2 separate regions of the Homo sapiens genome follow, and region 1 is linked to region 2. A link is an interaction called in ENCODE POLR2A ChIA-PET data of the cell type or tissue named here. Cell type or tissue: OCI-LY7. All regions are shown on one strand. Each heading gives the region's core, and the rest is flanking DNA. Links, peaks and the distances in the headings are about the cores only.

Region 1 (5,379 bases), core at 205-5,204, 110 kb before region 2:
ATGACCCGTGTGGGTTTTTTTTTTTAATTTTTATTATTATTATACTTTAAGTTTTAGGGTACATGTGCACAACGTGCAGGTTTGTTACATATGTATACATGTGTCATGTTGGTGTGCTGCACCCATTAACTTGTCATTTAGCATTAGGTATATCTCCTAATGCTATCCCTCCCCGCTCCCCCCACCCCACAACAGTCCCTGGTGTGTGATGTTCCTCTTCCTGTGTTCATGTGATCTCATTGTTCAATTCCCACCTATGAGTGAGAACATGCAGTGTTTGGTTTTTTGTCCTTGCGATAGTTTGCTGAGAATGATGGTTTCCAGCTTCATCCATGTCCCTACAAAGGGCATGAACTCATCATTTTTTATGGCTGCATAGTATTCCATGGTGTATATGTGCCCAAAACAGAGATATAGACCAATGGAAAAGAACAGAGCCCTCAGAAATAATGCCACATATCTACAACTATCTGATCTTTGACAAACCTGACAAAAACAAGCAATGGGGAAAGGACTCCTTATTTAATAAATGGTGCTGGGAAAACTGGCTAGCCATAGGTAGAAAGCTGAAACTGGATCCCTTCCTTACACCTTATACAAAAATTAATTCAAGATGGATTAAAGACTTACATGTTAGACCTAAAACCATAAAAACCCTAGAAGAAAACCTAGGCAGTACCATTCAGGACATAGGCATGGGCAAGGACTTCATGTCTAAAACACCAGAAGCAATGGCAACAAAAGCCAAAATTGACAAATGGGATCTAATTAAACTAAAGAGCTTCTGCACAGCAAAAGAAACTACCATCAGAGTGAACAGGAAACCTACAGAATGGGAGAAAATTTTTGCAACCTACTTATCTGACAAAGGGCTAATATCCAGAATCTACAATGAACTCAAACAAATTTACAAGAAAAAAACAAACAACCCCATCGAAAAGTAGGCGAAGGATATGAACAGACACTTCTCAAAAGAAGACATTTATGCAGCCAAAAAACACATGAAAAAATGCTCGTCATCACTGGCCATCAGAGAAATGCAAATCAAAACCAAATGAGATACCATCTCACACCAGTTAGAATGGCAATCATTAAAAAGTCAGGAAACAGCAGGTGCTGGAGAGGATGTGGAGAAATAGGAACACTTTTACACTGCTGGTGGGACTGTAAACTGGTTCAACCATTGTGGAAGTCAGTGTGGCAATTCTTCAGGGATCTAGAGCTAGAAATACCATTTGACCCAGCCATCCCATTACTGGGTATATACCCAAAGGATTATAAATCATGCCGCTATAAAGACACATGCACACATATGTTTATTGCGGCACTATTCACAATAGCAAAGACTTGGCACCAACCCAAATGTCCAACAACGATAGACTGGATTAAGAAAATTTGGGTTTTTTTTTTATTTTTTAAAGACAGGATCTTGCTCTTACCCAGGCTGAGAGTGCAGTGGCACGATCATAGCTCACTGCAGCCTCTAACTCCTGGGCTCAAGCAATCCTGCCTCAGCCTCCTGAGTATCTGGGAGTACAGATACATGCCAGCATCCCTAATTCCCTAATTAATTTTTTTGTAGAGATGAGGTCTTGCTATATTGCCCAGGCTAGTCTTGAACTCCTGGCCTCAAGGTTGCGCGCCTGCCTTGTCTTCCCAAAGTGTTGGGATTACAGGTGTGAGCCCTGCACCTGGTCTCTCTTTTTTTTTTTTTTTTTTTTTTTTTGGAGACAGGGTCTTGCTCTGTCATCCAGACTGGAGTGCAGTGGTGTGAACATGGCTCACTGCAGTCTCGACTTCCCAAGCTCAAGCGATTCTCTCACCTCAGCCTCTGGTGTAGTTGGGACTGCAGATGTGTGCCATCATGCCTAGCTAATTTTTAATTTTTTTTGTAGAAACGGGAGTCTTGCTTTGTTGCCCAGAGTGGGCTCGAACTCCTGGGCTCAAGTAAGCCTCCTGCCTCAGCCTCCCAAAGTGCTGCGATTACAGGTGTAAGCCACTGCACTCGGCCCTCTTTTTAATAAGCAATGAGTTCTCAGAAAATACCTCGCGAATTCTTATTTAGTTATTCATTGTGGTAAAGTATACATACAGATTTGCTATTTTAAGCATTTTAAGTGCATTTAATACATGTGCAATGTTGTGCAACTGTTACCATTATCCATTTCCAGTTCTTTTTCATCGTCCCAAACAGAAACTCTGTATGCAGTAAACATTTGCTCCCTATGTTCCCCGCTATCCTGGGCTCTGCATGCAGAATTATACAATCCTGGCCTTTTGTGTCTGGTTTATTTCACTTAGCATATCCTTAGGAATTCTTGACAGCTCTCTGGAATTTGGCCGCTCCGATGTTTTGGATACAGATTTCTGGAGTATGTGACATAAATCTTCAATTATTTTCTCAGAGACTCTGCCCCTTCTTGAGATGATGAACGAAGTTTCTATCCAAAAAACCCATTTTGCACATTTTTAGTACAACCTCCCATAGCAACAGTTGTGAGATGGTAGTTCCACATTTGCCAAAGACGTTTTTCAGAGAAAATGTGGCAGATGGCAGTGCCAATCCACTGCGAAGGTGCTTTGTGCCGTGCATGGCTTGGCACATAGAGGCCCCGGAAATTCTTCATCATGCAATAGATGCCTGAGCTTCCTTATCCTGAGTCATTACAACCCCTGTGGTGTGAGCACTTGTCACGTGTTAAAACACTTCTTCATTTTAATGGCTTTAATAAAAAATTTTTACAAGCCCCCATTTTTTCATTATCAGATTCAACAGGCATAAAATTACTCTGCCAAACTGCTATAAAAGTTTCTAAATGCTTATTCCTGATTTCTGTGATTATCTTGTGGCTCAGTAGCAAAGGGTTCTCACACCACACCCTGAGTAGCTCTGCTGTAGGTAGCACCACATGTGAGGAGGAGGGTTGCTTGGAAGTTCACTTTATGTTAGTTTGAGAGATAAGGTCTTGCTCTGTTGCTCAGGCTGGAGTGCAATGGTGCACTGCAGCCTCGACTTCCTGGGCTCAAGCAGAAATGTTGACCTGACTTTGAGTCTGTACTCACCTGACCTTTGGCATTTACTTCCTCTACAATCTTCTCCTCCTCCTACTCCTCCTCCTTCTTCTTCCTCTTCTTCTTTCTTCCTCCTCTTCCTCCTCCTCTTGTTCTTCTCCTTTTCCTCCCCCCTCCCTCCTCACTTCCTCTTCCTCCTCCTCTTCCTCCTTCTTCTCCTTCTTCTACCTCTTCTCCTTCTTCTTCTTCTCCTCCTCCTCCTTCTTCTTTCTTCTTTCTTCTTCCCTTCTTTTTTCTTCATGTAAGAGACAGGGACTTCCTCTGCCACTAAGGCTGGAATGCAGTGGTGCAATCATAGCTCACCACAGCCTCAAACTCCTGAGCTCAAGCCATCCTCCCACCCTGGCCTCCCAAGTAGCTGGGACTACAGGCGCACATCACCACACCTGGCTAATTAAAAAAAAAACTTTTTTGTAGACATGGGGGCTCACTATATTGCCCAGGCTGGCCTCAAACCTCTGGGCTCAAGCAGTCCTCCCACCTTGGCCTCCCAAAGTGCTAAGATTACAGGTATGAGCCACTTTGCCAGCTAGGGCTTACTTTAATAACATTTTTGAAAGATATGTTCCCTCAAGACAATGTTTCCGGCCGAGCACAGTGGCTCATGCCTGTAATCCCAGTATTTTGGGAGGCCAAGGCCAGCGGATCACTTGAGGTCAAGAGCTTGAGACCAGCCTGGTCAACATGGTGAAACCCAATCTCTACTAAAAATACAAAAATTAGCTGGTTTTGGTGGTGGGCATCTGTAATGCCAGCTACTAGGGAGGCTGAGACAGAAGAATTGCTTGAACCCAGGAGGCAGAGGTCGCAGTGAGCCAAGATCGCGCCACTGCACTCCAGCCTGGGTGACAGAGTAAGACGCAGTCTCAAAAAACAAAGACAACATTTCCTCTTACTGACCCTTTACTTCCTCATACCATGGGAGTAGATTGGTTTGCCTGAACAAATCTCTATTACCCAGACACTGGGTGCACCAATTCCTAGCCCTTTTTTTGGGTCTTACTAACTGTATTCATTTATTTATTTAGAGACAAGTCTCTCTTCGTTGCCCAGGCTGGAGTGCAATGGTGCCATCATAGCCCAGTGCAGCCTCCAATTCCTGGGCTCAAGCAATCCTCCTGCCTCAGCCTCCTAACTAGCTGGGACTCCAGGCATGTACCTCAAAGCCCAGCTAATTTTATTTTTTGTAGAGACAAGGTTTTGCTGTGTTGCTCAGGCTGGTCTGGAACTCCTGGACTCAAGCCCCTCTTCTGCCTCAGCCTCCCAAAGTGTTAGGATTACAGGCATGAGCCACCACGCCTGACAACAATATTTAAATCTCTGAACAGTTCTAGGTGCTTGTGACAAGCGTGTCTTCAATAATTGTACAAGTTAATGCAATGTTGAATCTTATGTGATGGGTGTGTCTTAAGGGAAGCTGACATCATAAGAAATCTTGAGGCCTATATTCATTTGGGCTCCATAGATGGGCAATCCTGTAGTATACTTCTACTTAGAAGGTCATGACTAAATTCCAGAGATGGCCACTTAGCCGATGAATCTCAGGATGCAGCTGAATGGACATTAACCATCTCAGCATCGCAGGAGGCATCCAGTGAGCCTTCCAGAGTGAGCTATGATATCATCCCACGCACGTAGCTTTTGTGTGGTGTAGTGCACAAACACCTGGGTCTAGGGCTGGGTTCAAGTCCTCCTCTGCCATTTCCTGTTTATGTGAGCTTGAGCAGGCACTTAACCTCTCAGAGCCTCCTGGATTAAACATGTTAGGAGGATTGAACGAGAATCCCTGGAGAGCTTGGTGCCTGGTGTATAGCAAGCACTCAAATGTTGGTTTTGTTCTCCTCTGAGATTTCTCCGCTGTGGTCCAGAAAGCAGCTTTTGAATCCTCAGGTTATAGGTGGAAAGCACAGTCAATTGCTTCACAGTGGTGGTTCAGAACAGATTGATACTGCCTGCTGTTGCATGGTGTTTTTTTTTTTTTTTTTTCTGGAGAGTCTGCAGTCCTTGTCTTTTAAAGAGATTGTGTTTGGTAGCAGTAAACAGGCTTTTAGCAAAACGGCTCTTTAATCCCATTCAAGAATGTTCTGCACTTACAATAGAAATGAAAATGAAAACTAAAATGAGATATCCTTTATTTTTTTTTGAGACAGAGTCTTGTTCTGTTGCCCAGGCGGGAGTGCAGTAGCAAGATCTCGGCTCACTGCAACCTCCATCTCTCGGGTTCAAGTGATTCTCCTGCTTCAGCCTCCTGAGTAGCTGGGATTACAGGTGCCTCCTATCACCGCGGGTACTTGTTTGTATTTTAGT
Region 2 (5,379 bases), core at 221-5,220:
ATCTTCCCGCCTTGGCCTCCCAAAGTGCTGGGATTACAGGCGTGAGCCACCGTGCCTGGCCGAGAATGTTCACTTCTAACAAGTACCCAGGTGATACTGATGCTGTCAATCTGGGGACCAGACATTGAGAACCACGGGTTTAACTCACTGTAAGTCAGGACAACAATTATTTGCAGTGGAACACAATCCTAACTGATACCATGCCATATCTGAGAGCAGAGACAATGACAGGGCCTCCTCAACAGATGTCAGCATGCAGGGATGACCACATGTGAGGATTTGAGAGAATGTTCCATCTTGAGAGGTGGAGACTGGAAGGCCAGAACTTAAATAATACAATGAGGAACCAGGGGCGAGTCAAAAAAATTAGCCTGGCCTGGTGGTGGGCACCTGTAATCCCATCTACTCGGGAGGCTGAGGCAGGAGAATCGCTTGAACCTGGGAGGTGGAGGTTGCAGCGAGCCAAGATCGCACCACTGCACTCCAGCCTGGGCAACAGAGTGAGACTCCATCTCAAAAAACACAAAACAAAACAAAACAAAACAAAAACACACATAGAAGGGAGGGAAGAGAGGATTCCAGGCAGAGGCACGGCCTGGGCGAGAGTCTCAAGGCAGAAGAGTCTGGTGAGAGGTTTCTATAGGGGCAGATGAAGCAAGGAGAGAGGATAGAGAGGGACAGAGGCTAGAATGGGCAGAGCCTTAGAAGCTGCATGAAGACTGTGGTTTTGTGTCCTAAGGATGTTGGGGGGCCTTAGAAGGGTGTTTTTTTAAATAGGCTAACGTTTTATTAGAAGGGAGGAGATACAATTCCAGAGCAGCAAGAGAGAGAGAGTCAAAAAGAAGGAGAAAAAGCAAATACAAAGCATTAAGCTAGGTGCAGTGGCTCAGACCTGTAATCCCAGCACTTCAGGAGACTGAGGTGGGAGGATCATTTGAGGCCAGGAGTTCAAGACCAGTCTGGGCAACATAGAGAGACTCTTTCTCTACAAAAATGTAAAAATTAGCCAGTCACGGTGGCGCATACCTGTAGTCCCAGCTACTCAGGAGGATGAGGTGGGAAGACTGCTTGAGCCCAGGAAGTCAAGGCTGCCGTGAGCTGTGATCATATCATTGCACTCCAGCCTGGGCTACAGAGCAGGACCCTGTCCCCCCGCCGCCCCCCTACCAAAAAAAAAAAAAAAGAAAACAAAACAAAACAAAATGGTGCAATAGGGAGCTGACCACAGCTTTATGGGTTGCATGGTTGGGCCATATGGACCATAATTTGTGGTGCACAGAGTGGTCCACCAAGGAGTGAGAGGGTAAATTCATGTGCTGGCTTTTTTGTACCTCTTGTCCCTCTTTGGTCAGGGTAGACCTCACAGGGTGATAACTCTCGATATGGTTTGGCTGTGTCCCCACCCAAATCTCATCTCAAATTGTAGCTGTCAGAATTCCCACATGTTGTGGGAGGGATCCAGTGGGATATAATTAAATCATGGGGGCAGTTTACCCCATATTCTTCTCATGGTAGTGATTAAGTCTCACAAGTTCTGCTGGTTTTATAAGAAAAAAACCCTTTTGCGTGGCTCTCATTTTTCTCCCATGCCTGCCGCCATGTAAGACATGCCTTTTGCCTTCTGCCATGATTGTGAGGCCTCCCCAGCCACATGGAACTGTGAGTCCATTAAATCTCTTTTTCTTTGTAAATTACTCAGTCTCAGGTATGTCTTTATCAGCAGCATGAAAATGGACTAATTCAACTCTCTAGCACTCCTGGGCTGTGTCACCAAAGACCCCTCCAGGGGACCCCTGGGGAAGTCATAGCTGGAGTGAGGCACAGTGCTATCTCTGAGTCTGGAAAAGGTGAGAGGAGACAGAGACTCCATGGTCAAGGTCAGGTTGGGCTGGCTTGAGAACTGGTCTGGCAGGTGCAATGGAGGCCATGCCTGAGAGGGTCCTCACAGCAGAGAAGACAAGCACAACCAGAGCTATCCATTTAGCAAGCAGCTTGTCAACCAGTGAGGCAAATATGGGGAAGCACATTACAAAGTCCAATATAAGCCGGGCATGGTGGCTCACTCCTGTAATCCCAGCACTCTGGGAGGCTGAGGCAGAAATCCCTTGAGGTCAGAAGTTTGAGGCTAGCCTGGGCAGCATAGTAAGATCCCATTTCTACAAAATATTTAAAAATTAGCCCAGCTTGATGATGCACACCTGTAGTCCCTGCTACTTGGAGCTGAGGTGGGAGGATCACTTGAACCCAGCAGCTGGAAGCTGCAGTGAGCAATGATATTAATAGCTTCACTGCACACCATCCTCAGCAACAGAGTGAGACCCCATCTCTTTTTTTTCTGGAGATGGAGTGTCGCTCTTGTTGCCCAGGCTGGAGTGCAATGGCACAATCTTGGCTCATTGCAACCTCTGCATCCCAGGTTCAAGCGATTCTCCTGCCTCAGCCTCCCAAGTAGCTGGGATTACAGGCGTGTACCACCATGCCTGGCTTATTTTTATATTATTAGTAGAGATGGGGTTTCACCATGTTGGCCAGGCTGGTCTCAAACTCCTGACCTCAGGCGATCCACTTCCCTCAGCCTCCCAAAGTGCTGGGATTACAGGTGTGAGCCGCTGCACCCAGCATGAAACCCCCATCTCTCTCTCTCTCTTTTTTTTTTTTTTTTTTGAGACGGAGTCTCACTCTGTTGCCCAAGCTGGAGTGCAGTGGTGCGATCTCGGCTCACTGCAAGCTCTGCCTCCCGGGATCACGCCATTCTCCTGCCTCAGCCTCCCCAGCAGCTGGGACTACAGGAGCCCACCACCATGCCCGGCTAATTTTTTTTTTGTATTTTTAGTAGAGATGGGGTTTCACCGTGTTAGCCAGGCTGGTCTCAATCTCCTGACCTCGTGATCTGCCCGCATCAGCCTCCCAAAGTGCTGGGATTACAGGCATGAGCCACCGCACCTGGCAAGACCCTATCTCTAAAAAAAAAAAAAAAAAAAAAAAAAAAAAAAATCTTGGGGTGGGCCGGGCACAGTGGCTCATGCCTGTGATCCCAGCACTTTGGGAGGCCGAGGCAGGCAAATCACTTGAAGTCAGCAGTTCAGGACCAGCCTGGCTAACATGGTGAAACCCTGTCTCTACTAAAAATACAAAAATTAACCAGGCGTGGTGGCATACACCTGTAGTCCCAGCTACTTGGGAGGCTGAAGTAGGGGAATGGCTTGAACTTGGGAGGCGGAGGTTGCAGTGAGCTGAGATCACATCACTGCACTCCAGCCTAGGTGACAGAGTGACACTCTGTCTCAAAAAAAAAAAAAAAAAAAGTCCAGTACAGCCTTAGAAGGGTTTTAAGCAGAAGTTTGGGTAGGGGTTGAGCAGGTAAGGGTGGGGCAGGGTGTGTAGCATGTGGAAATTGTGAGTACGTGTATGTGTGTGTGATGTCACAACATGTTTTTGAAAGGACAATTCTGTCATACTTTGAGATATCACCATTGGCAAGAGATTTTCTACCTGTCCACATTTTGGACAGTCTTCTTGGTTAGAAAATAATTCCTTAAAATTGGCTATACATCCTTGGATGTTTGAAGATAGCTAGCATGGACCTAAACCTAAGCATAGATAGGCTTCTGAAGGCTAAGCAGATCTGGTCCTCCGCGTGTTTTTCATTAGACTTGATCTGATGTCTTCTTACCACCTGGTATTTTTTCTCAGCACGTATTACTGTCTGACTCCTAAAGTGTGAAGCTCTGAACGAACCCAGATCTATAGTATGGCCTGATTGCCCTGCATGTATCACTTCTCTCATTCTGGAAACTACACATTCAGCGCAAGCTAAGATTGTGTTAATTGTTTTGGCAGTCAGATCACACTATTGACCCACGCTGAGCTTACTGACAAGTCTAACTCCCCAGGTTTTTCATATAAACTGCAACCACGTGCAGCTCCCTCTTCCCACACCTGTGCCTTTTGGACCCAAGGGCAGAACCTTACATTTGTTCCAATTAAATTTTATCTTGTTAAACCCAGTTCATCACTCTATCCTGTCAAAAATGCCTGGAGCCCTTATTAGGTTTTCCAAAATACATGTTATACTCCCACAAGTTTCCAACCCATCAATCTACACACATTTGAATGCCTTTTCTGTGTCCGTGCTATTCTCAACATTGAGGATTTAGAGATGTTTGGGACTCTGTCATTGCCTTCAGAGAGCTCACAGATACGCACAAAGGCAAAAAAAGTTGCATGCCCTGGGTGCAATAAAAGAGAAACCAAGTTTGATGGAAGCAGGTAGAAGAGGTCCCTAATCTAGACCGGAGTGAGAAATGAGGGATTGGGGGGAGGCATCCCTGCAGGGGTCACACCTAAAATAAATCCTGCATACAAAGTAGGAGAGCAGAAGATGTTGGATACATTAAGGCATGGAACACTTGAGAACCTGCAAGCACTTGGGGGATGGTGAGGTCAGATATGAAAGGCTGAAGACTTCAGACTTCATCCTCATGGGCAGTGGGGAGCCACAAAGGGACTTCTACAGGGGGCTGATATATGTAGATTTGGGTTAAAGAAACACCATGTAGTTTGAGGGTGAAGGGGATTGGGCACATGGTACACACCTAGAGGTGGAGAGGACAGTGGAACTGTTAACCATGCTCCTGGTGAGAGTTGTTGGGGGTGATGATAAAGCAAGTTGGTGTGGATGGACAGGAGTGTATGTAGATCTGGGATTGAATCAACAGGTCTTGGTAATGAATGGAAGGAAAGAGTGAAGGTTGGTGCCGAGAATCTTGGCCTTAGCACCTGAGTACATAATGGTAATCTTAATTTGGATACGAAATTGAGAAGAGAAATAGATTTCAGTATGAGTCTTTGATTTTGATGCACTGTGAGGCATCTAATTAGAGATGTCCAGAAGACAGTTGAATACATCCATCCACATGGGCAGAAGTGAAGTGGACTGGGAGATACAGATTTGGGGATCATCAACCCTGAGATAATAGTTGAATATGGAGGGGTAAAAATGTTTAGGGAAAGTGTAAAGAAAGGGCTAAGATGAAGCCTTTATGAGGTCAGCATCTATTCACTCATCTATCCATCCTTCCATTCATCATTCATCTATCCATCTAACCACCCACCCACCCACCAACCCACCTATGCATTCATTCATACATCATCCATCCATCTAACCACCTGATCATCAATCCATCCATCCATTCATTATCCATCCAACTACTTAACCATCCATCCATCCATCCAACCACCCAATCATCAATTCATCCATCTATCTAACTAGTTAACCATCCATCCATCCATCCATTCATCCATCCATCTAACCACCCAATCCATCAATTCATCCACCCTTTCATCATCCATCCATCTAAATACTTAATCATCCATCCA

What was found. Peaks named below come from ENCODE experiments on the same cell type or tissue, not always from the same donor. Only the 100,000 strongest peaks of a DNase experiment are listed, where the experiment ranks them.
Region 1: POLR2A ChIA-PET joins it to region 2 with 5 read pairs; 2 of 35 experiments call an interaction of 5 or more read pairs at or near these places.

Annotation. Positions count from the first base shown.
Region 1 is chr7:69,371,149-69,376,527 of GRCh38, reverse strand. No RefSeq gene overlaps it. Among named protein-coding and RNA genes, the nearest start is that of CT66, 220 kb to the left of the region's middle. In OCI-LY7, for the core only: no CTCF peak of the experiment used is centred there; DNase peaks (open chromatin) are centred at 2,627 and 2,997; H3K27ac peaks cover 1,017 bases.
Region 2 is chr7:69,263,717-69,269,095 of GRCh38, reverse strand. No RefSeq gene overlaps it. Among named protein-coding and RNA genes, the nearest start is that of CT66, 330 kb to the left of the region's middle. In OCI-LY7, for the core only: no CTCF peak of the experiment used is centred there; no DNase peak of the experiment used is centred there.